Regions from separate parts of the Homo sapiens genome. Here regions 1 and 2 are each linked to region 3. A link is a loop called in an ENCODE intact Hi-C map of the cell type or tissue named here. Cell type or tissue: Calu3. All regions are shown on one strand.

Region 1 (8,000 bases), 140 kb before region 3:
TCTAAGCACCGTTGGAGCAGAGAGCAAGTCTGTTTTTAATCATTCTGATTTTCCTAGTGCCTAGGACAGGGTCTCACTCTGGCACATAATAGGTGCTCAGAAAAAAAATGATTGAATGAATAATGAGCAAATGTGCTGTAAGCTGAACTGGAATGCATTGAGTCTTGTGTTGTACTTCCTGGTATCTTCCAGTGGATGTCAACATGATATAATGAGAAGATTCTGAGAAGGAATCAGTGAAGGCATGCATGTTCCTGACTGTGAAACTTTTGCTCTTCTCAGAGCTATACAACCTAGGTGATAGACTTCCTTTTCTTTCATTGGGAAAACTGAGGCAAAGTTTCCTTGGCAAAGATTTTGCAAGTCAGTGGACAATTTGTGGCACAACTGAAATCTTGAGATTCTCACCTTTATAGCCCTAACCACTTAACAACCCTGTGGTCCTGGTGGGGTTATAGCTTTCCATAAATCTGGTACTTAATCATTTAAAGAGATGGCAATTTATCTTAAATACACGCCTCATTATAGATGTGTCACACTTAGCACAGATGGTCTCAGAAGTTTTTCCTGGCTTCCCATACCCTAACAGTATCTAGTATGTTAATGTCAATATTAGCTTTACTGTTTTAGGTAACTTTGGTATGCTTCTCATTAGCTGAAACCGTAAAGAGCTCAGTTTTACCTGCGCTGAGGGATCACTAAATTCCTATTGGCATCTGAATGCACAGTCCCATGTCGAAAGTGAGGTCATGTTTCTCCTGGATTATGCCCGTATCTGATGAGCCTCGGCTGGCGTGAATCCGAGACAATGAAATAATCACACCCATTAGCTCACCAGGGCCCTATTAAGATGTGGCCTGGCTTTCCATCCATTTCTCCTGCTTGGAAAAACTGACACAGTCATGGTTTGTAAAGGTTAGTGCAGATGGAACTGCTTCAACAACCAAAACTTAGCGTTACCCTATTTAAACTTGGGAAGGGTCTGCTGCTTAATCTTAAGAAATAGCACTTCAGGAGCCAGGGTGTGAGGATGTCCTTTAATCTCTTTGTATGTGATGGTAAAGCTGAATTTTCCTAACACCCTCCTTCCCCGCTCTCAGCTTCAGTGGCTGGGGTGGGTGAGGTGGGGGAGCTCTGGAGTTGTGGTTTCCATACTTTCTACTTTTTATTCTATTTTTCTTTAGAGATCCCAGGTTTTGAAGGCTTGAGTCTAGTAAACAAACTGTAATGGTTAAATCACGATTTTATTTTCTCGTTGACACCTAGTGTGTGTTATATGCAGCGTCCTCTGCCTCATGTCATTCTCCAATATGCTTTCTCAGGGCTACTTTCCCAGACCCTATGCCTTCTTATGGGTTGTAGCTAACAGTTACACTTCCAGAGTATGCCGTCCCTCACCCACAGAGCTCTTCTCACAACTGTAACTAACTGATTATTTGTGTAACTGTTTGCATGTTTAGGCTGTAAGGATGCAGACCATGTCTGTCTTGCTCACAGCTGTTTCTCTAGTGCCTAAGTCTTTGCTTGATACATAGTGGGCACTTGGTAAACATTTGTTGAATGCATTAATGAATCAGCTTATTTAATTCTAGTGAAAAATATAAAGAAATATCCCCCTTATATTGGCTTGGGGAGCCTTATTCTGGATATATTTGATAGGATTTTTGAAATGTTGTCAACAACTTGAATGAAAATCACCAAGTTTAAAATGAAGGTTCACTCTGGGCAGGAGAGAAGATGATGCTATTGGAGAAGGATTACACAAGAGGCTTCTGGAATATTGATAATATTCTATTTATTAAGCTGGAGGACTCCTAGGGACCCAGGGGCCTCAGACTTACTCCTGAACTGGAGGGACATGCCAAATAAGCCACCTGCTATTTATTTCACGCACACCCAAGGCAAAGCTGTTGGGGCCACTTAAGGATTTTGTAAAATGTGAGGGTGTTATTAAAGTAGGCTTATTATTTTACAGCTCTTATGATTGTTCACCTAACTACCTTGAACAATACTGCAAGTATTTTTCTCTGCTCACATATTTGGAGACATGCAGAGCCACTTCAAACAAACCATCCTGACTTCCCATTTGTATCTACGACCTCATGAACCCATCTCAACCCCCCAAACCACACACTGAAACTAAGCCAAATTAAAAACAAAAAACAACCCACCACCCAGCAGTATTTAGTTGAGCACCTACTGTTTGCTTTGTATTATAAGCTGTAATTACAACAGCTTGAGTCTTGTCCTCAGCTTCCTGAAATCTCCCAGTGGATGGCATCATGGAAGAATGAGAAAGTTATCCAAGAATGAATGGTCTGATGTCAAGGAAGCTTTTCAGCCTTTCCTAATGGTCTGATGCCCTCTGTGTGGGTTACAATCTTTGGAAGTATAAGATTTCTTGTAAAAGTCACAGCACCTGCCAACATAGTTGGGCAGGGACCCAAGTGGGGTGACTTGTACCGCATTCCTCCCTGGTATTCAGAGACCACATAGTACCAGAAGCTTGCTAGGCCCAGCTCCTGGGGACTGTCAGAGGAACAGGCCCAGGCAGTCTTCTCCTCAGATTGCAATCAAAAGTTGCTTGATAAATCAGTAAGATTGAAAATATTCTTGGCAGTTTACATAGGCAATGGTAAGAACATGTTTTTTTGTAGTTACAATGAGTACATTATACAAGGGCCGGAAGTGACCAAAATCATTGATTGGCTAATTAGACATAACTGAAGGGTCATAATGCTTCAGTCGTTATGTGGGAATATTCATAAAGCACTTGAGTTCAGCTCCAATAAAGAGGAGAAATGTACCCAGGGAAATTGCAGAGTAAAAGTCTGGGAATGTAGATAGTATAGGATGTTACAGGTCTGAAATGGAAGGGTTTACTATATTATTGAGTTTTGCAAACAGATTCTTGGAAAACAGATTCCTCAAGTCTTTCCCAGCTTTCAGATGGGATATGAAACTAGAGGCTTTAGCCTTTACTTGTGGTTGTCTAAAAATCCACCCTATTTTTCTTAGGAAGGGAAGCAGTTGCCTTAACACCCTGGCCAGATTCCCAACATGTACAGGGTGGCCCATTTAAAACAGGCCTGTGGATGCTTCAGAGTGAGCGAAGGGGTTTGTTGTAAAGCACCATGTGTATGTGGGTGTTTAATGAATATGAGCTGATTAAATTGGCCACCCTGAATTATAACCTCATACCTTCTCTAGTTCCTCTCCAGTTTTTAGCTCAGGACCATATTCTTCCTACTTTCTGCTCAAACTTGTTAGGGAGAAACGTTCCCACTATTAAAACTGCCAGTGTTTTCCACCCAGTGTTTCTTTGTTTCAACGATGAGCAGAAGAATCCAGCCTTGGAAATACCTTTCTTTCAAATTGCTTGTCCAGCTGCAATGACGTCTGCATCAGCCACACCCACATCACTTCCCCTTCGAACCTTCTCGCCTCCATCTGCTTCCCTGTCTCTGGTGTAGGACAATACCAGTATCTGTCTGGAGCAGATAGTGAACTCTGCCACAAACAGAGGAGGGCTTGTGTGAAGAAGGAAAAAGCTCTGCTTTCGAAATCAAGCAGCCTGGGCTTGTGCCCCGTTTTTGCTAATAGCCATCTGTGTGGCTTAGGGAGTCACTGTCTTCACAGGCCCGAGTTCCTTCATCTGTAAAGGGAAGGAGCGAGACAAAATCAGCACTTCTCAAATTGGGAGCTGTAGATTCTTGAGGTCTGCAAGTTTAATGAGATTTTAAACTTTTTATGAAGTTTTTTTTTAAATCATAAAGACAATACTTTGCAATTAAAAGTCATTTAAAAAAATAAGTCTTAAGTTTGTTAAGCTGGTCATTCTGAAACTTAATCTTAGGTCTCCTAGAGATTTTTTAACAGTTTTGCAAGTCTCAATTTTTCCCCTTTAAAAGGACTCCACATATCACTCCAGTTTGAGAAACACTGAACTCTTTTCATCTACTCAGAAACTGAATCTAGCGGTAGGATAAAACATTAGCTTTAACTTTCTTATCCTTACCCTACTCAACCTAATTACTTTTGGCCCACTTCAATATGTTTAAGTCTTTTAGCACATGGGCTCCTTTTGTTTTCATAACTGAAGTATTTCCTGTTTTCAATCACTATATGTTAAATTATAAAAAGCATGTTTCTCCCAATAGCTCTTTCCCTTTCCCTTTAAGACTCAGATCATTTAATTTATTAGTGCCCAACCTGGTTAATTGAGACCACCTTCCTCTATTAATGTTTCTTTGTTGGTTGAAGTGAAGAGATATATGGTCTGTTCCCTAAGTACCCATGAAGGATTGGTTCAAGGACTCAGCCCCATACTAAAATCTTCAGATGCCCAAGTCCCTTATATAAAATCACATAATGTTTGCATATAACCTATGCACATCCTCCCATATACTTTAATCTCTAGATTACTTATAATACCTCATACAATGTAAATGCTATTTAAATAGTTATCATGCTGTATTTTAAATTTGTATTATTTTTATTGTTATATTGTTATTTTTCATTGCTTTTTTTTTTTCAAATATTTTCAATCCACATTGGTTGAATCTACAGATGGGGAAACCCTAGATATGGAGGGCTGACTATACTGCTTTTATCTGTGATCTCAAGATTGAATACTCACAGTAGTTTATGTATGCATTCTGCTTTCATAATTTGCAGAATGCTCTCATATACATTATCTCTTGATTTTCACTGCAGTCTTGTCTAATAAATGATGTAGGTAGCATGATCCCCATTTTACAGATGAGACACTCAGGCCCAGAAATTTTGCTTCATATCTTCTGATTCAGTCTACTTGTTCTCCCAACAATGCTTCTTCATCCAATTACAGCAACAAATACATACTAGGTACCTGTTATTTGCCATATGTGCTGCTTTATTGTTACTTGTTCCGGGAAATAACAAGTGGAGCTTCTCATTCAAGGATAAACTGATATTGCCAGGCCTTGCTCAGTCTGACATAAGTCTCATGCCATTATTTACTAAAATAGCTAGCTACTCTCACCCAGTCCGGTTCCTGGTACATAAAGGAACTCAATAAATATTTATTGGATGATTGAGTGAATGAATAAATCTAAAATAAATTATATCATTAATTAAAATTTATATATTGGAGATAATTTTTGCTAATAGATTTTTGCCAACATTTTTTCAGATTCCAAGTCAATAGGATTTACTCAGAGACTGCCAAGTGCTTTAAGGGGAAAACAGAGGGACTGCTGGGAGAAGGGGGTGCACTGGTAGACAAGTAGAGGAAATCCCCTTTCTGGCTTCATCCATCTTCCTGTCTATGATCGGTGTCCTAGGCCTTAGAGTGGACATGGAGAATGGTATCACTTTGTCTGCCTGCAGTTAACCAAAATACTTACTCCCACCATAGGGAGAAGAGAGGAATGACAGAGGTATGTGAAGATTAAGTAGAAAGACCGACAAATGTAATCACATTGGAAGGTAGAATGGAGGGTAGAAAAGTTGGTGGGAAGACAATTTCTGTGGTCAGGATACATCTGAATGGAAAGGGGAGAGAGATTTTGTCCATTCCTCCCATAGTATGGTTTGGCTACTTTCCCTCTACTTCCCAAGAGAATTATTAGTGACCAGGGACATCACATTTTAATCAAGGCAACTGTTGCTGGGCTGGTAAGCAAGGCTCCCATGGGTGTGGTGAAGTTAGCAGGGTGAAGAGTGAGGCTGCTAGTCACAAAGGGATCCACTCACCCTCTTCCGCTGTTGGCGGCTGCTGTGGTATCTATAAACATAGAGTGTGTACTCACATACTCATAAATGCTAGTTATTGTCATACGATTGCATTGTGTATAAAAGTAGATTGCCTGGAAAAAATGATTCCACTTCATTTTTATATACACATTGTTCCTGGAACCACTTCCTGAAATCCCAGGCTTTTATTTTGCTGTCATTCTCTTAAATTGCCTCTTTCTCAAAGCATCCGGGTTCTGGAGATGTTCTCGTGCTTAAAGTGTGTTTCTAAGTAGCTTCTGGGAACCACGTAAAATTGTCTGGCTCCACTTGACCAATGAGGAGCTTACTTTTCCTCCCAATTATTCCTCTCTGACAGAGGCCGTTGGTCATCTTGAAAAGCTAAGAATGTTAGATGGGACCAAAGTAAAATTGCAAAGCCTATTCACCCAGCCAAACTGAAACACACCTGATTAACTGACCACACACATGGTCTCAGAATGACATCTCACTTGGGGAGTAAAAGCCAACAGTTGTGGTTAGTGCCCCAGCAGGCCCCAGATGGTTAGAGTTAATATACACCTATGTTTTCTGCCAGGTAGTTTTCATCAGTTTCCTCAGGATGTCAGTGTGTGTGTATAATTAAGAGTATTTAATCATATTATAATTCCCCACAGAGAGATGGAGTGGGGGATGAAGGATCGCTGGCTTTTACAGTCTCAGCAAGAGTCATCAGTGGAAAAAAATAAAAACAGAAAAATGCCAAGTCTCTGGGCTGTGCCTGTGCCATAACTCACTCAGAAGTCTGGCTGGCACCACTACCTCAGTGTCATTTCAGTGAAGATGTAATCCCAAATCTTTTGTTGCAATCTTAGGGTTCTCACTATTTTAACATTAGCTTAGAACATGTGGATTGCAAAGGAAAACTGTGTTCTAATTCCCTGTTCATCAAGGCTGTGATTTGTGTACACCCACATAAGGCAACCTTCAGTTTATAAGACTGATGACTTCAGTCTTGTAAAAATAAATGAGATGGGCACTTCAAATATTTTAAGTTAGATCAATCAGTAGGGTGAGCACAGTTTAATTGGCATCTATTGATACATTTCTAAATTAAAAGAGCAGAATATAGAGCCATGAATCTTAGCCATGAAATCATGTTCACATTTATTACAAATCCATAATTCTTTCCTATTTCCCCATATATCCTGTTTTCTTTGTCCTGTCAATTGTCAAATTTAGCTGCTGGAAATGATCTCTTATTTTGGATTAGGAAACCAAGTCCTAATGACCGTAAGTGACTTTTCAGAGTCACACAGCTAGTTAGCTAGTTAGAATCTGACTCACCAGAATTCCAGTCTTTCTACTTTGCCAGATAGTCTTTACTGGGAAATACTTTTTTACCTATTTCTTAGAAGAATTTACTTATGTGAGCTTCACTTAAAGCAATATTGGTCTATTTCCTAGTTCCCTTAAACTGATCATGGTGCATTTCTGTTAAAAAAGCCATAGAGTTGGCCGGGCACGGTGGCTCACACCTGTAATCCCAGCACTTTGGGAGGCCGAGGCAGGCAGATCACAAGGTCAGGAGATCGAGACCATCCTGGCCAACATGGTGAAACCCCGTCTCTACTAAAAATACAAAAAAATTAACCAGGCATGGTGGCGGGCGCCTTTAGTCCCAGCTACTCGGGAGGCTGAGGCAGGAGAATGGCGTGAACCCAGGAGGCAGAGCTTGCAGTGAGCCGAGTTTGCGCCACTGCACTCCAGCCTGCTCAGGCGACAGAGCAAGACTCCGTCTCAAAATAAATAAATAAATAAAAAGCCATAGAGTTTCTTTATAATTAGGTTCTAACACTACTTCTTCCTATTAGTCAATAACAGTGCCACAATAAGTGGATTGGGTTAAAATGAAAATCACCAATTGAGTCTCTACCCAAAACCCCTTCCAGTTGCTCTTATTTAGGAGGAAACAGCTTCTGCTCAGTTTCTGTCCACTCACAAGACCTCTCCTGCATGGAACCCTGTCCACAGTTTCTATCACTCCACCTGTGCTTACTTCAGATTATCTCTGAAACAATCAGATGTAATGGCCAGTGGATGCAAAATACATATAAAGTAAGATTTGGGATTAGGAGGCTCAAGGGGGATGGATATGTAGAGAAAAGACCTAGGAAGAACAAGAACAGGGACTGGCAGAAAACACATTCTGAGACAAAGGCCATTTATTTAGCTCTGGCCAGTTGGTTTATCTAGCCTGACATTTCTCAACCTGGGCGCTATTG
Region 2 (8,000 bases), 130 kb after region 3:
AACTTCACATTTTCCTTTCTTCCCCCCTTGCACAAATTATTGCAAGTCATGGCGATCTAAATATAGCCCGCAGTCTGCGCTCCAGATGCCGAGGCCACGCAGCCCCGATATTCTCCTGGTGTCTTTCCAGCCGCCTCTTGCTCTTGCTGTCCTTTCTCCTTGCTCGCCCTTGTTTTCTCCCTGATACTCCTACTCTCTGCCTCCCAGTCTCCCCAGGTCTTTCCTGTTTTTCCAGTTCAAAGGAAAGTTCTAAAAGCAAGGCCTGAAGCCTGGACGGCCCCCTCCCCAGCCCTCCAACAGCACTAGCTGTGGGAAAGGGATCCCGTCTAGAGAAGAGGCAGAGGTGCAGCATCCTCTAGGACCCTCGGCCATGCGTGCTGTGCGTTCTTGCCCAACCTTCACTTACTCGCTTTGTCCAGAAGTTGTTTATCCTCCTTCCTCCTCATCTGTTTCTTCTTGGATCCTGGACGCCAAAGAGTGACTGGCCACTCCTTCCATTCAATCACCTCCTGTGTTACTGGAAAATATGTTAGGACACCCTCCAAGTCATTACTTTCTTGAAGTTAAATGATATCAATTCCTTTTGCCTCCCTTCCATGGGCCTAGGTATCCAGAGCTTTCATCATCTGCATGGATTGTCTCTGTACCATCTCCAAGTTGGCCATATCCCCTGTAGGAAGTAGGGCCAGGCCTTGAGTCCTCTGTCCTGCTAAGGGTTTGACATCTGCTTTGTGAGCATAGGGGAGCAATTTACTGATACTTCTTAATCACAGGCCCCTAATTTAAAAAGAAGTGCTACAGTAATGATGTGTGTTCATACCTAACTTGAGGTCCACTCTGATAATAGGCTGGTCCTTTTCTTCACTGAAAGCAAAGCATTTGATTCACACGCATGTTTTATTCTATCCTTGTCAATATGCTTGTTCACTCACTATTAGTCAACTTTCTTAAGTTCTAACTTGGTGGGCTCACGGTGACCCACATCCCACAGGTGGAGAGTATATAACTATTAAGTCAGTCTGCTCATTTATTTATTCAAAAAGCAGTTATTGAAAGCTGGGTGCCTCGGTGCATGCCTGTAGTTTCAGCTACTCAGGAGGCTGAGACTGGAGGATGCCTGGAGGCCAGGGGTTGGAGACTGTAGCGTACTATGAGCATGACTGGGAATAGCGCACTATGAGCATGGCACCCCAGCCTGGGCAACATAGCAAGACCCTGTCTTTCAAAAAAACAAAGCCAAAAAACAGTTACAGGATACCTCTTTAGACCTAGCCGTGGATATACAAATAAGAATTTGCCTCAAGAGATACACAGACTAGTCCAGGGTTTCTCAACCTCCGTACAACTCACATCTGGGGCCACATAATTGTGTGGATGGCCCTGTGTATTGTAGGATGTCTAGAAGCATCCCTGGCCTCCACCCACAAGATGCCAGTAGCACCACCCCACACACAAATTGTGACAACCAAAAATGTCTCCAGCCATTGCCAAATGTCTCCTGGAGCCAAAATCACCCCAATTTGAGAACCACTGGTCTGATGAGATAGATAGATATGCAAATGATCATTACGGCTCAAAGAAGCCCTACCATGGAGACACGAACACAGGCCCATGCACAGAGGGCACTGGAGTTGAATTCTGAAGGATGGGTGCAATTTTTCCACGTAGAGACTATGCTGGAGAGAGGATATTCTTGGCAGAGAAACAGCATGTGCAAAGGCACAGGGGTACCACAGAACAAGTCAGTTGCCTGACATGGCAGCTACTGGGTAGGAACAAAAGGAGATGAGGATGAATGGGGGCTGGCCCCAGTGTCTAAAGGGCCTTGTGTGACTGGGATGCTTGCACTTGATCCTGAGGTTAGGGAAAGCAAGAAGGTTTGTAAGCTGGGAGCATGATTGTTGGCATGATGGCATGACGAAGAGAGGAAGCTCTGATGACACTCCAGGAAGAGATGATGTGGGCTTGAATGAAGGCATTGGTGCTTGGGAAGGGAACAGAAGGGGCAGGATTTGAAAGCTCTTTCTGAGGCAGAACGTGCAGGATATCTGAGTGGAGATGAAGACAGGGAATAAGCCCAGCGCTACAGAGCTGATGGAATCCTGGTGGTTCGGTCTTGGCATTAAGGCTTTTTTCTATCCCAGAAGCATTCTGGAGTTTGGGCTGTGCCCACCTTGTCTGGGAAGATGAGGCTGTGGGGACACCTTTACGTCAGGGTGTGTTTCTGCTCATCCCTCCTTGTTTGCTTTTAGATCAGGCTCATGGGAGATGTCTGGTGGACAGAACCCCCCACCCCCTTTAGGAATTGCATTAAGGACATGAGCTGCTAATTTTGTCGCTGTCAGTGCCTGGCAGGCAGATGGCCCTGAGCCTCAGTTTCTCCATTTGTGATGGGAAGAGAACTCCCCGCCCCATCTCCCAGGATGTGGTGCGTGTGAACAGGGCTGTTTCTGTGGGTGGTTTAGACCCCCGTGGGTGCTTGGCACTTCCTGCCTGCAGTTGGTGAGGATCGTGAGCAGTTGTAATCAGGCCTGATAGGAAGGCCCCCAACTCTACCGCGGCCTTGAGTGGCTGCCAGCTCCATGACCAGGCCTGCTTCAAAACTTGCCTGCAAGTTATTTTTTTCAGGGTGTCTGGTTCCTGTAAACAGGCTTTCCCAAACCCTCTCAGGCTCCAAGAACCCGCTTTGGCTGTGCATCCCACTGCCGTTCATGCTCCCCAGCCCAATGGAAAACCTCAAGACAATCCCACTCCATTTGGCTTCATGCAAGCCCTCCCCTCCAGCTCCCTCCCCCCCTGCCTTCCCAGGTAAGTTAGAGTGAAAGGAGGGAGTAGGAGGCTGGGATGGAGACACCTTAGAGAGAGGCTGGCCCCACCAGGCAGTCATGATGGTCTCAGGCCTGCTATGTAACACCTTTCCCCAGCACACCTACACTGGGTGGGCTAGGTGAGTGGGTTGTGCCAGGAGGCAAATGGTGAGTGTGTGTGTGTGTGTGTGTGTATGTGTGTGCGCCAGCTAGCTGCCCCCACTCTCAGGAGCCCGGTGCTGATGGTGATCTCTCTCTCTCTCAATGCAGGAACAAGGGGCTGCATTGTTAGCTAGCCTATCTCTTGGTTTCTGATTCACCCCGGGCCACGGCAGCCTGAGCAGGTTCACAGCTGCTCAGGGTTATACTTTCCAGCACATTTAGGACTTGGAACAGCCCCAGGTTTCAGGAACACATGGTGATGGGGGAGGGGAGGGGCTCAAATAGACGGGGTGTGGGGGAAGCGAGCTACTTCTTTCTTTCTTCAAGATGAATCTCCATTTTCATCATCTGATAGCAGGAACAGCATCTGAGGACGGCGGATGAATTGCAAACCTGCTCAGGTCGGGGGAGAGGGCAGGCGTGTGGGGGAGATGGGCAGATTTAGTTCATCCTGGCTGAGGTCTTCTTGTGCAGCCGTGTACCCTCTGACACACAGCTCTTGCTCCAGTTACAGCCTCTGCACAGCCAGGGCCTGCCAGGGACGCCCACCCGCGGGGCACTCTGGCATACATCTCGGAAGTCAGCCCCCAGAGTGGGCCTCTGGCTTCCAGCAGCCATGGCCAAGAGGGCAGGGAGGAGCTGGAAACCGGCCCTAAGAGGTGGGACGTGAGGAACACCAGCTTCCATCTTACAGATCGGCGGGGTCTTTTCTCTCTGTTGCTAGTGGCTGGCTAAGGAGGAAATCGAGACTATAATTTCCCAGCCTCTACCATCTCCCTATTTTCTCTGAGACAAGTAACTGCCTCACAGCAGACAGGAACCAGGTGACACTGCTGTCCCAAGCATTCTGCCCACATTCAACCACAGCCATTCATCCATCCATCTGATATCTGCTGAGGGCCTTCTAAGAGCCAGGCATGGTCCAGGTGCTGGCTTTTAGCAAGGAGCAGAACACAGTCCCTGTCCTGCAGGAGCCAGGAGAACCCACAGGAATGGCAGGCATTGACAGCACCATGTACAAGGGGCTCGGGCTGGGCAAAACCAGATTTGAGCACTGTCAGTGACTTTGAAAAGCCTGGACCCTGCTCACCTGGCAGCAGGCAGCCTCCTCCTCTGCTGCCATCTAGCTGGACAATCTGGGGCAGGGTTCTCTTGAGCCTGGTCATCTCAGCCCACCCACAGAGATGACTATAGGTATCCTGCCTACCTCCTAGGGCAGCTGAGAAACTCAAGTAAGATTTGTGCACAGAATCCCAAAATATAAAACCTTTGTCCAGCTCTCAGATTCTTCTCCCCCTTTTCTCAATGGGGTAACTGAGGACTGAGGCCTAACATGCAGGAGCCTGTATCAGAACAGGGAGGCTGCTGTGTGCTGCCAGAGATTGCCACCCCTCCCAGCCTCTCTGGGCAGTACTACACAGAGCTGGCCTCTGTGAGGGGTGCAGAGCAGCTCCGGGACTCCCACACAGAGCCCCTTTCTCCTGCGCTCTGGCCCAGAGCTCGCTCTCAGGGTCCTATAATTGAAAAGGCGACCGCAGGCCGGCAGTGTGACCTTTGGGCCTGCCTGGGCGGGTGACTGAGTTAGGCCCCCAGGTCCCCCACCCCTGAGAGGACCAGCCAGGCCCCAATTTTTCACAGACACAGCAAGGAAGGTGCAGCATGGCAGAGAGGACCGGGCTGAGCTCCTGGCTCCCAGCCCCCATGGGTCACTTGTCCCCTCTGCTCCACACTGTTCCCATTCACTATGCGGGATCAAGAACTACCACCCTCTCTTTGAGGATAGACAGGGAGAGAGGACAGGGTGTATGTCAGAGACTAGATGAGTTTGCAGCTGAATAAAAGGGTTTAAGCAGCCTGGTTAAAACAGGAAAGAGCCTCAGTACAACCTAGTCATAGTGCTGCCTTTGACTTTCTACATAGAAGTTTCTACAAAGATGGAATGTTCTAGAGTTGCACTGTCCAGTAGGACAGCCACTAGCCATATGTGACTATTGAGCACTGAGATGGAGCTGGTGTGACTGAGAAACAGAACCTTTACCTAAGTTTAAATAGCCACATGTGGCTAGTGATATCCATATTGGACATTGTAGGTCTCGCGGTGGGGGGAATGCTGAGGCTTTGGAGCCACAGAGATCTAGGTTCAAATCCTGACGCTGCAGCTGAAACTTAGCACTTCATGGCTAGGGCATGCTGCTTGACCTCTTGAGACTCAGTTTCCCCGTCATTTAACAAAATTTTTTTGTAAAGACAGGATCTCGCTATATTGCCCAGACTGGTCTCGACCTCCAGGCTTCAAGTAATCCTCCCACCTTGGCTTCCCAAAGTGCTGGGATTACAGGTGTGAGCCACTGCACCAGCCTCCCCATCATTAAATGTAGAGCTGAATAATATACTAAGTGAGCCTGGTGGGGGGCCAAGGCCCAGGGTCCAGCTCATAGGAGCTGATAGTCCATCTATTAGGACTGCTGCCTCGGCCCCTGCAGAGATCAGTCTGGTGGCTTCAGGCATCTGTGTCTAGGAGGGCTAGATTGATCCAGGCTTTTTCTTCCTATGTGTGTACTGAAGGAAGCCTGCAGGCAGGAAAAGGTTGTTTCTCCTTAGTGTGTGGAGGATTTGACAGAGCAGGTCCAGAAGTGCCAGGACAGGTTGTCAGGCTTGGACCTTCTGCTCTGTGCTCATCAGCTTCATGCTTCATAAACAGACATCCCTAGATTCATTTGGTGAGCCTGGTGGACCCAGGCTGGACAAAGATGGGATAAGAGGACATCTCCTGCCCTGGAGCTCAGCTGCCAGCTGTTTTCCTCCTAAGCTGCTGCCCATGAGCTGACTTTCTTCCTCCTACACCTGAATCAGAACTTACCTGTCCCACCTGGTAAAAATCTGCTCATTATTTGCCTGAGTGACAGCTCCTTGCCTTGGCCCAGGCACTGAGGTCTTCCTAAGATCTGGCCCTGCCCTTGCCAAGAAGCGCATCGCCACTGCACAACTCCGACAGGAGCACCAGGGACCATGAAAAAGAGGGAGCTCTGGGCTGGGTTGGCAGGTGAGATGGGGTGGGGAGAGCTCCCCAGCTGCTCTCTGAGGACAGCCACGTCCCTGGCCTTGCTCTGTGGGAGCCTCTGAGCCAGCCACCCTGGAAACCTTGGTGCTACCAGTGCCATGTCAGTGGGGGCTGCCCGGACCGAGAATCTGGGGCTCAGGACACTCAGCCCTGGGCAGCACTGACAGACCTGTCCTCATGGTGCATGGCAACAGGGGCTCATTCAGATGATGAGGGCCACTGGCCCGTGCCCCCTGGTGACAATGGCCAGGCAGGAGAGCTGGCAAGTGCCAGGGCAGCCAAGAGTCACAGAGGAAAACAGCCGTCATAGTGCCAAGGATAGTGAAGCTTGGTTTCCCCATCACCCCTTCATCTCATCTGCACCAAGTGTAATCACTCAGCCCTACTTCACAATCCCTCTACAAGGAATAGGACGGAATGAACTACACTCCATCCACAGAGGGAAACATGGAGGTTCAGTCACCTACAGAAAGTCACCTAGAGACTCTGCCTCAGGGTTCTCCCTGCCTTCTGCCCCACACCCCACCAGATCATCATCATCCTCGTCCTCCTGATCATCAACACCATTGTCATCACCATTTATTAAGTGCCTGATTTTGTGTGGAGCATGCATTGTTACATCATTTCATCCTCACTACAACTCTGTGAAGCAGGTATATTTATCCCCAGTTTACAAAGGGAGAAACTGAGGACCCAAGAAGTTATTAACTTGTCTAAAGCCACACAGCTCCCTGGAGTAAGAGAGAGGCTGTACAGCCCAGGATGTCACTCCCTGCACAGCACAACCACTCAGGAGAGAGGGGCGGGAGGGAGGAAAGGCTGGCGGGATGGTCTCTCCTCCATAACATGCCACCAAGCCCAAGACAAAGGTCTGCTGCTGGCAAGGGTGACCGTGTGGCCTGGAGGGAGGGCAGAGAGTGGACAGCGCTGGGGGAAAGCCCTGCAGAAGCATGCTAATCTGCACCCCTCCTCTCCACCCACGGAGCCTTTTCCTCCAGGCCAGCCTGTTCCACAGGAAAAACAATCTCCCCTGCCTGGGGACGTGAGGCCCTGGGGCCGGCTGGGCCACCTTCTGGTCTGTCTTCATTCAGATCCCATTTCTCTCCTCTCTGGAAGCTGGGGGAGGGAGTCACGCTGGGGAAGGCGAGGATGAGGCTAAAGTCTTCATCTGTCCCCCTTTAAGCCAAGCAAAGAAAAATAGCCCTTTGCCAAGATCTTTCATCTCAGTCATTTACTCTCGCAGATGTTTTCTGCAATATAAACAAGAAGCAAAGAATGTTGGGGAGGAGAAGAGGGCGGGAGGCGGGTAGGAGGGAAAGGAGGAGTGAATTGACAGCTTTGAAATCTGGGCCTGCAGAGGGCAGGAAACAGGACCTTGGGAGGGTCCCGACTGCCCTGAGAGCCTGGGCAACCTCAGGACACTGCACCGGGGCAAGCCAAGGGTCGCTTCCCAGGGTGTCTTTGAAAGGAGATTCTGGAGAGGCAGCCCAGCCCTTGAGTGGGTGGTCTCCCCAGACGCCCTCCCTCTGCCTGGGAAGCGACACATGGACGGCAGCTGCTGGGGCCCTATGGGCCCAATCTGGAGCCATGCCCTGCCAGGGAACACACCTGCCCACCTTAGCACTCCCCAAAAGTTCTGGGGCAAGGACGCTCAGCCTGCTGCCAATGGAGGCATCAGTAGGACTGACAAGAGATGCTGACACCTGCAATGGGCATTAGGGTGCATGCGGGGGAAAGAATCTTGAGCTGGTGGGGGTTGGCACCTCCTACAGTGGGTCAAGAAATAAACCAAGGAAATCAGGTGTCTCTGAGTTCACTGTTCTGTGAGATTCCTATTGATGTCAGTAGCTTTTAAACGAATAAGCCATGGATTACGAACTCAAATGCCAATGGGGGCTGGCAGTAACCCACAGGAGCAAAGCCAGGTGAGCACTGCCCTGACTTGAAGAAGGCTGGCCCATCTAAAGGGG
Region 3 (8,000 bases):
GTGCCCTCAACTCCAGTCTAGAAGTGGGCAAAGTTCTCACGTTGGCAGTACCTGCAGTGTGGGACAAGAGAAGCAGCTGGCCCAGAAGGCAGCGTTTGTTCAAATGGTCATGGCACCTGTGAGCATTGTATTGCCGTGGAAGAGCTCAAGTCATTGCCTCTGCTAAAGTGCCTCTGAATTCCTACACAGTGAACTTAGAGCACAACAGGGCGGGAACATGGTTGTTTTCCATTCTTGTTCAGCTAGGCTTACACATCCTCTCACTCCCAAAAGGCAGAGTAGGCTTGCACCCCACACCTGACTGGGCTCAGCTCTTTGGCAAGTGATTGCGTAGCTGTTCTGCCTGTGACTGCAGGCCCCGGTCTGCAGGCGGGAAACAACAGGCAGTTGTGTCCTGAGCCCTGGGAACTGGAGATCTTTCCACATCTGTTCGCCTAGTCGGGGGGCGGGAGGAAATCACCAGAACCTTCAAACATGGGGCCAGAGCAGGGAGACAAAGGGGAAGCCTTAAGCCGATGGTGACCCCAGGTCATATGAGCCCCCCCCCCAGGCCTCCCCCATCCACTTTCATCCCCTCAGGTCCCCGACACTCAGCCTTTTCATCCTTCTCCAGGTCAGCAGGATCAGGTTAATGTGACTTGACCAGAAAGCTTATCAAATGAAGGCAGAGACAGGTGTTTGAAACCCCTTCCCTGCTGAAAGCTGGGTTGAACAAGGTTAGCAGCGTAGCTGAGGCCAACATCCTACACTAATTGCATTTTCTTTCTTGGAGCTCCTTCTCTTCCCCTTCTTTGTTCTCTGGCTTGGAACCCCTCAAGGTCTCCGAGAGCCAGTAACCAAAACAAACCATTCAAAAAACGAAGGATTTAGGGAAAAAAAATTAGGGGATGTGACATTCTGGACCAAACAGTGGCCCTTCTATGCCAGAGCCTAGGAACCAGCATTTGGAGGCATCCGGCCACTTCCACCCAGTGGGCATGCTGAAATCAGTTACTATGGGCTTATCAGAACTGATTGCACAAACCTTTTCCCAACTTCACAATCATGATGTCATATTTGTAGCTTGAGTTGACCAAGGTGGGAATATTTATACCACAGAAATCAGCAAGCTACAAACCAGGCTTTTCCACCTCCAGAGCCAGTTGTTAAACATTTACCGGCACACCAGTGCCTCCACTGTGGCTATTGTCACTCAAAGTATGATTCTCAGACCAATTACATAGGAATTTCCTAGAGATCAGAAATGAGGTGGGGCAGGAGGGTTGTTATTTAACATGCAGATTTCCTGGCCAACCTGAATTAACTGAATCAGATTCTCTGGAGGTAGAGCCTGGGGAAATGCTTTTTAGCAAGTCCCTGAGGTTATTAATAAATTCAATAAAGTTTGAGACTTCAGCCTTAGGGAATAGGAGAAAAGAGTGGGCGTGCATCTGACTCTTGGCATCTGGAAGGAACAGCTGGCTTCAGTCCCAGTTGGCCTAAGAATGGACAGCTGTTTTCTCTCGAGATAGAAACTTCATGACAGGAAAAGAGGTGGGAATTTTGGGGTCTCAGCTACCCACTGACAACACGACTGGTTCTGCCTTGGATCTCAGGATGAATCCATTTTCCAACTTGAGACTTTGACCCAAGACAGCATGAGCAAATGCCCAGATGTATGTAGAACGTGGAGAAAGTCACCGTCATTTGCACCATTGGTGGGACCAGTGGAGCCCAGGGAAAGCCCAGAGTCAGTTTTCTGTATTAGATTGCCCAGGACAGCATTTTTCTTTCAGATTTGTCTAGACATTTTCAGGATCTTTCCCAATCAGGCATGATTTTGTAAAGCAAAGACCTTGTTGACTTCATCCCACTGAGCTGGAAGAGAAGGTCTTCTAAGGCAGAAAGAAAAAGAGAAAAAAAGGAGAAGAGAGAACGTTTCTTTGCCTAGATGTAAAACAGAAAGTTCATAAGGAGCTTAACTCTGCTTTCGCCTTGTTTTGCACCTGCCTGAGGGAGTGGTTTAGACGGGGACAAGTAGTGTGAAAACAGAGCTAGTTAGTAAATGCAAGAGCTGGGGTTTGGACCCCAATTTTTACAGCCAAAACAAAACAAACAAACAAACAAACAAAGACCAATGCACTTTCCTCCTAAGCACAATGCAGTATTTTTTCCACATGCAGTTGGAACCCAGAGGAATCCTTAATGGGCAACTGGGGTAGTGACATAGGACATATATGCTCAAAGTACTGTGAATTCCTAAACCATCAGAGCCCCCATACCCTGGTGCAAATTCCAAAACATAATCCAAAGCCACATGTAAAACTTATGGGATTATAGGCAAGTAAATTATGAACTATTAGATTACTGGCTATTAGATTATCCACTGGAATGGATAACTGAGAGTCAACCATATTGATACATATCATTTAGGCACTCCCCATATTAGACAGTTAAGCTTGTAGCTGTTTGCTAAGTTCATGATCATGTGATCATTTCCTATACATTTGTTCTAACTGTTCAGGGCTTTAATTAAACATATAACTTCATCAAATAGGAGGAGGAAGAAACCAAATAGCTCCTCAGGAAAACAAGATATGAGCTCATATGTATTTTTTGCCAGGTTTCATGGCCTTTCTTTGTGCCCAGAAACTCTTCCTCACCCTAGGACCCATCTTCACTTTAATACTATCCATTCAACAAATACATAGTGAGGACCTACTGTGTGCCAGTTAGGGTGTGGGGAAGAACAGGAGACAAACCACCTGGTCTCATTCTCATGAATTTTACAGTCTATTGGGAAACAGGTATTACACAAGTCAATATGAAAATAAGTAAGTGATTATACATTGTCCTAAGGGCTGTGAAAGAAAAGTACAAGGTACAAAGAGAAACGTCAATAGTCCTGAAAGGTTGACTGCATCAAGAACATGTCCATGGAGACCAGGCTGATGGAGTTTTTGTTTGGATTGTTTTGGGTGGCAGGGGGTAGGGGTAAGGGCACATGGAGCGTTTTGTTTGAGGTACTTGAAAGGGAGATGTCAAGTAGGCAACTGAATATCCAAATCAAGAGAGTCTGTAGTGGAGTGGTGACTCAAGCCCGCACCTGGATGAGGTCATAGGGATGGAATGTCTGAGGAGAGGCAACAGCTGGGGCCTGCTCTCTGGGCCACCCATATGCAGAGCTCACGAAGGAGGCACTCCCAGAGAGGAGGGAGTCCCAGAAGCCATTTACAAAGGGTATTTTATGAGTGGGCAACGTGAAAGTACCAACATCAGAAAAGCACCTCAGGACCTCCAGGTCCTGACTCCCCACTCCTCCCTTCTCATGAGCCAGGCAGGCTGTCTGCAGGCCAGCCAGTGAATTGAACTGGGGCTCTCAGAGTCTGAACAGCTGGCCATGTCTTGGACAGTGCTTCATGACTCTAAGTTATTACTTTCTGTTCCTTTCCTAGTCCCTAACTCAGACCCAAGCTCTTTGCTCCCTGGAGTTTCTAAGTGTGTAGGTATTAGGAAGAGAGCAAATAAACCAGTTCACACAGATGTATGAATAATGTTTAACCAGCCAGTTCTCTTTGAGATATATTGTTGTAAAGAAGCAAAACTAAATGTCTAATCTGTGGAATTTCAGGCAACCTTATACGTTTCAGGTGGTGCCCTTGAGAGGGAAGACCTTTTGAGCTGGGGCTGCCACCCTGTTCCCTTCTAGCTTCCCTGCACTGTTCCTGCAGCAGCTTCTTTTCTTCCTCCATTTCTGAATCCCCAGAGTCTTGAAAACCTCCAGAATTTTCAGAGTGGTTCCTTTGGCACCAGTGGCCATGCATCTGACAATTACAGTAGCTAACATTTATATGTAATTGTTAGCCCCTCATATTAAACCTACATTAACCCTATGTTAAATGAAGTTAACCATAACATAGGGTTGCTGTGACTTCACAGCAAACTTCAGCCCTATGTTAACTGACTTCACAGCAACGCTATAAGGTTGGGTCGGTTACTCTTCTCTGGGTGAGGCTGTGGCTGGATGAGAGATGTTTGTTAGCTGCCTGTGGACACACAGCTGGCAGGCTGAAATTTGAAGCAGCGTCTTGCTCCCAGTCCACACTCAGGGCCGTGTGAGTGGGATGTGAGCCTGAGTCTGCCCTCCCTTGGGTTTGCTGTCCTGAGAGAACAAAAGCAAATCCGTGTTCTGGTTCTCTGAGATAGCTCTTACTAGACCTGGCTCAGTTTGACCCCTTTCTGCTGCTGGAAAGGAGGACAGTGCAGGTCAAAGCCCTGGTTGCTGATTACAGACAAGATGGGAGTCATGTGGGGTGTCAGCTTCTGTCTCCTGAGAGAGAAAACCGAAAAATGCTACCTGAATTTCCAGGATGAGGTTGAAGGCACAATCTTTTCAGGCCAAATCTCTTGGGCAGAATTGAAGAGACTGCAAAAAAAATATGGAAGTTACCCTCACCGTTTCTGGGATGTCTGAATTCCTCCCTCTCTGGAATGGAGCCGCTGGAAGGCTCCATAATCCTCCCTCTCCTGGCTCAGAGGCCCAGCTACACTTTCTAAAACAACCCAGAGCCATCTGATTTCAAGCATGTACCGGCTCGTGTGTGGAAGACAGTAATTACCTCCATTCCAGTTAGGAAAGCTGAAACCTGCCTTTTTCATGCCTCAAACAATTATCGAAGTGCCTTTTGAAGCTCTGGATAGAAGAGAAAAGCAAAACAAACCAAAGAGCCAATTAGAGCCTGGGATTTGAGGGTGGCTTAGTTTTGTGCAGTGGGACTTGGGAGGAACTGTGGGAGAGGGTCAGAGGTCACCCCAAACCTCCAGCTGCCAACCAACTTTGCCTGTGCCAAAAGAACATTATTTTGCATTGAAAATCAAGGCTCCTCTCCCTGACTCAGGAACAATTTGCAGGAACAACCTCTGCATCAGCTGTGAAGAGGGCTCCCTGATTAAATAAGGCCTGGAATGCATTTGATGTTGAACAAAACAGTTCTCTGACAGCTTTTCTTACTTGCCATTAGAATGCTTCCCCTTCAGCTGAAACTTGGTAAGATAAAGTGAATCCCCGGGGACCCTTTTGTTTTGGTGTACATATTTGAGGAATTTTTGTGGCCTGTGTTCCATTTGGAGTTAAGGTTCTTGGTCCCTGAAGTTCTTCCAGGCTTGGTGGTAGAAGCTGGCAATTCAGAGGCAGGCTGTGATGAGAGTAGAAAGCGGATACCAGGCATGAGGGCAGAGGAGAGCAAGTGGCCCTGCCCTGGGATGGGAAGCCTGAGGGCTTTTTTACAGTCCCCAAGGAGAGTTCCCTGACATTCAACACTGCCACAAGGCGCAGAGTGGAAAGTGGAGTTGGGGCATGGTGGGGTTGAAGCTGGATTAGAATGGACTTGGCCAAGATCTGTTCGTGATGTCTGGGGTGGCCTTTTGGATTAACAGGATTTGATTCACTGTGAAGGCAACGTAGCACTGTCTGGGAGGTTCCCTTTTGAGTTTGGGTGAGAATCAGGAAGACAGCCAGCACCAAAGAGCCCTGAGAGAACCCACTATGCCTTATTTACATCCCTAACCCAAACTGGATAGAGGAGCTTTCTCTTGGCCCTGGCATAAGTGCCCGGCTTTCCATCTGCCTATCATTTACCCCCTCAACAGTGGGCTTTGATGTCTACCCTCCACTACAAGAAAAAGCATTTGTAGGAATGCCTCTTGGTGTATGTGGGGGACTGCCCCTTAGTATAGGGAAAGTTGTCCTCCATACACAAAGGTTTTGTATCCTGCAAGTGCTGTATTTTCTATCTGTGTTTGGTTGAAAAAACAAAAACCTACATATAAGTAGACCCAGGCAGTTCAAGTCCATGTTGTTCAAGGGTCAAATGTATTCCTATAAAGCAAAACAAAGAAGCATATTGCTTAGGAATGTGTCTGTCGTGCTCAAAATGGAGTGAATATCAATGGTCTGGTGGCATCAAAATGGCCAGTTCTGTGACAGTAAAAGAGGTTTGTGTCTTATTTAATCTTTTGATAATAATAACAGCTATGGTGTATCACAGCTTTACCAAGTACCAGACACTGTTCTAAGGGCTTTGCATGGTTCACTCACTCCTTACGTCATCCCTCGGTGGCAGGTGCTGTAATTATCCTTATATTGCAGACAAGGACATTGAGACAGAGGTCAAGCCACCTTCCCAAGGGCACACATGGCATCTGCACTGCTCCTGACCGACCGACAGAGAGAGCTGCTGTCACGATCCTCAAATGAGCTATGCATGTCAAAAGTTTAAAAATAAAAAAGATAAAAACATGCACAAAATTTAAAAAGTAAACCATTTCAGGCTGGACAGACTGAAACTGAGAGATGGCCAGAGAAGAGTATGAAAGATAAATCTATGGACAGAGTAAACCCTGACTGGCTTGAAATTAGGGCCCTTACTCCTCCACACTCCTGACGGGTTGGTTCAAGACCAAGAAATAGAAGCACATTGTGAGTTCTACGCTGCTGCCCTGGGAAACACACAGGCTAAACACACCCACAGGCTCGAGCTGGCTTTGAAGTTGTGCCTAACAGATCCGAGATGCATGATGAAGGAATGTTCTGGATGCGTTCTTCTGAGATTTTAGAACTGAGTTAACTCACGTTCTCCTACAAACTGTCCCTTGTAGTCGCTGTTCAGAAGGATTCCAGGCTGCCTGTGTCAATGATTTGACCCCACAGGATGGTTCTTTTTTAGGTTCTGACAGGGAGCAGAAATGAGTTTTTTGACTCAAGAAGATGGACGTAGCTGTAGTTCTTTAAAAACCATTTATGTGATTTCCAGTGTTTTCTCTGAGGCAGGTCTCCAACGATTTCTCTCCAGCATGTGGCAGAGACCACCAGCTGCTTAGCAGGCCCTCAACTGGGCCAAGAATGTTCGTGATAGGGGTTTCCACCCTTTCCATCTGTGGCCTGTGATAGGCAGAGTAATGGCCTCCCAAAGACGTCCAAGTCCTGATCCTTTGAACCTGTGCATATGTTACATGGTGAGGGAGAATTAAGGAAGCAAAAAAGGTGCTAATCAGTTGGCTTTGGGATAGAAAGCTTGTCCTTGGCCAAGCATAATCACAAGGGTCCCAGTATGTGGAAGAGAGAGGCAGAAAACTCAATGTCAGTAAAGCGATGTAAGAAAGACTCAATGGGCCATTATCAGCTTTGGAGATGGAAGGGGCCATAAGCCGAGGACTGAGGGCCACCTCTAGAAGCTGGAAAAGGCAAGCAAATGGATGTTCCTCTAGAGCCTCTAGAAAGGAACATCGCCTTCCAGATGTCTTAATTTTAGCCCAGTGAGACCCATGTCAGACTTTTGGCCTCCAGAATTATAAGATAAATTTTCCTTGCTTTAAGCCATTCCATTAGTGGTAACTTTTACAACAGCAATAAGAAAGTAATTCAAAGTTATCTGGGTTTTCAACCCTCAGGTCATAGGACCTGGAGGACATTGTCCCATGAGCTGGGAAGTGAAAATCATGGTGGTCACCTTAGCATCCTTCCCACTGACCATCTGGGAATTCTCATGGTTCTCCTGGCTAAGCCCCACCTGCATATGAGCACTTCAGCCATCAGAGTTTCCCTGCAATGGGGTCTCTTCTTGACGAGTGATGTTCCATTTCTTAGCAGTGTTGCCAGGGCCTCTCCTTAGTGTGGTCCAGACATCCTATAGCATTACAACAAGCTGCTTTTCACACCCACACTCGCCCCAAATGCCAAACACTTCCAGCCAGCACAGGGTCTGGGGGATTTTTCTCCCCTTCCAGATAGCCAGCCACAACTTCAATGAGCTCCGGCATATGGAATTAGCATGATAGAACCATGACATGCCAAGTGCCGGGAGCCAACCTGAGCCATTCTTGGGTTTGAGAAGTTATCAACTGGGAAATACTTGTGATTTACAATTTTCTTCTGTCCTCCACCATTCCATCACATGAACATCCAAGTCAAACTCCTGAGCTGGGTTAAGAAATTGGAATTCCTGAGGCTCTGGTTCAGGTTC

The links. Hi-C counts contacts between places; a loop is a spot of excess contacts. Peaks named below come from ENCODE experiments on the same cell type or tissue, not always from the same donor. Only the 100,000 strongest peaks of a DNase experiment are listed, where the experiment ranks them.
Region 1: a loop joins it to region 3, with 2.3 times the contacts of the local background. A loop is called at or near these places in 3 of 110 quality-filtered maps.
Region 2: it touches region 3 in a loop (2.3-fold over the local background); 2 of 110 quality-filtered maps call a loop at or near these places.

What each region holds. Positions count from the first base shown.
Region 1 is chr14:68,374,163-68,382,162 of GRCh38, forward strand. All of the region lies in intron 8 of RAD51B (RAD51 paralog B), which reads left to right. Among named protein-coding and RNA genes, the nearest start is that of RAD51B-AS1, 310 kb to the right of the region's middle. RefSeq lists an enhancer at 1,878-4,896. In Calu3, no CTCF peak of the experiment used is centred here; a DNase peak (open chromatin) is centred at 3,439.
Region 2 is chr14:68,652,152-68,660,151 of GRCh38, forward strand. It overlaps RAD51B-AS1 (RAD51B antisense RNA 1), which reads right to left. Exons shown (of 4, transcript XR_007064220.1): 3 at 407-517. It also overlaps a transcript of RAD51B not described here. Among named protein-coding and RNA genes, the nearest start is that of RAD51B-AS1, 29 kb to the right of the region's middle. RefSeq lists a silencer at 5,933-6,061. In Calu3, no CTCF peak of the experiment used is centred here; DNase peaks (open chromatin) are centred at 3,110 and 4,100.
Region 3 is chr14:68,518,017-68,526,016 of GRCh38, forward strand. It overlaps LOC124903334 (a long non-coding RNA gene), which reads right to left. Exons shown (of 3, transcript XR_007064223.1): 2 at 4,599-8,000; 3 at 1-4,405. It also overlaps a transcript of RAD51B not described here. Among named protein-coding and RNA genes, the nearest start is that of RAD51B-AS1, 160 kb to the right of the region's middle. In Calu3, no CTCF peak of the experiment used is centred here; DNase peaks (open chromatin) are centred at 1,145 and 3,095.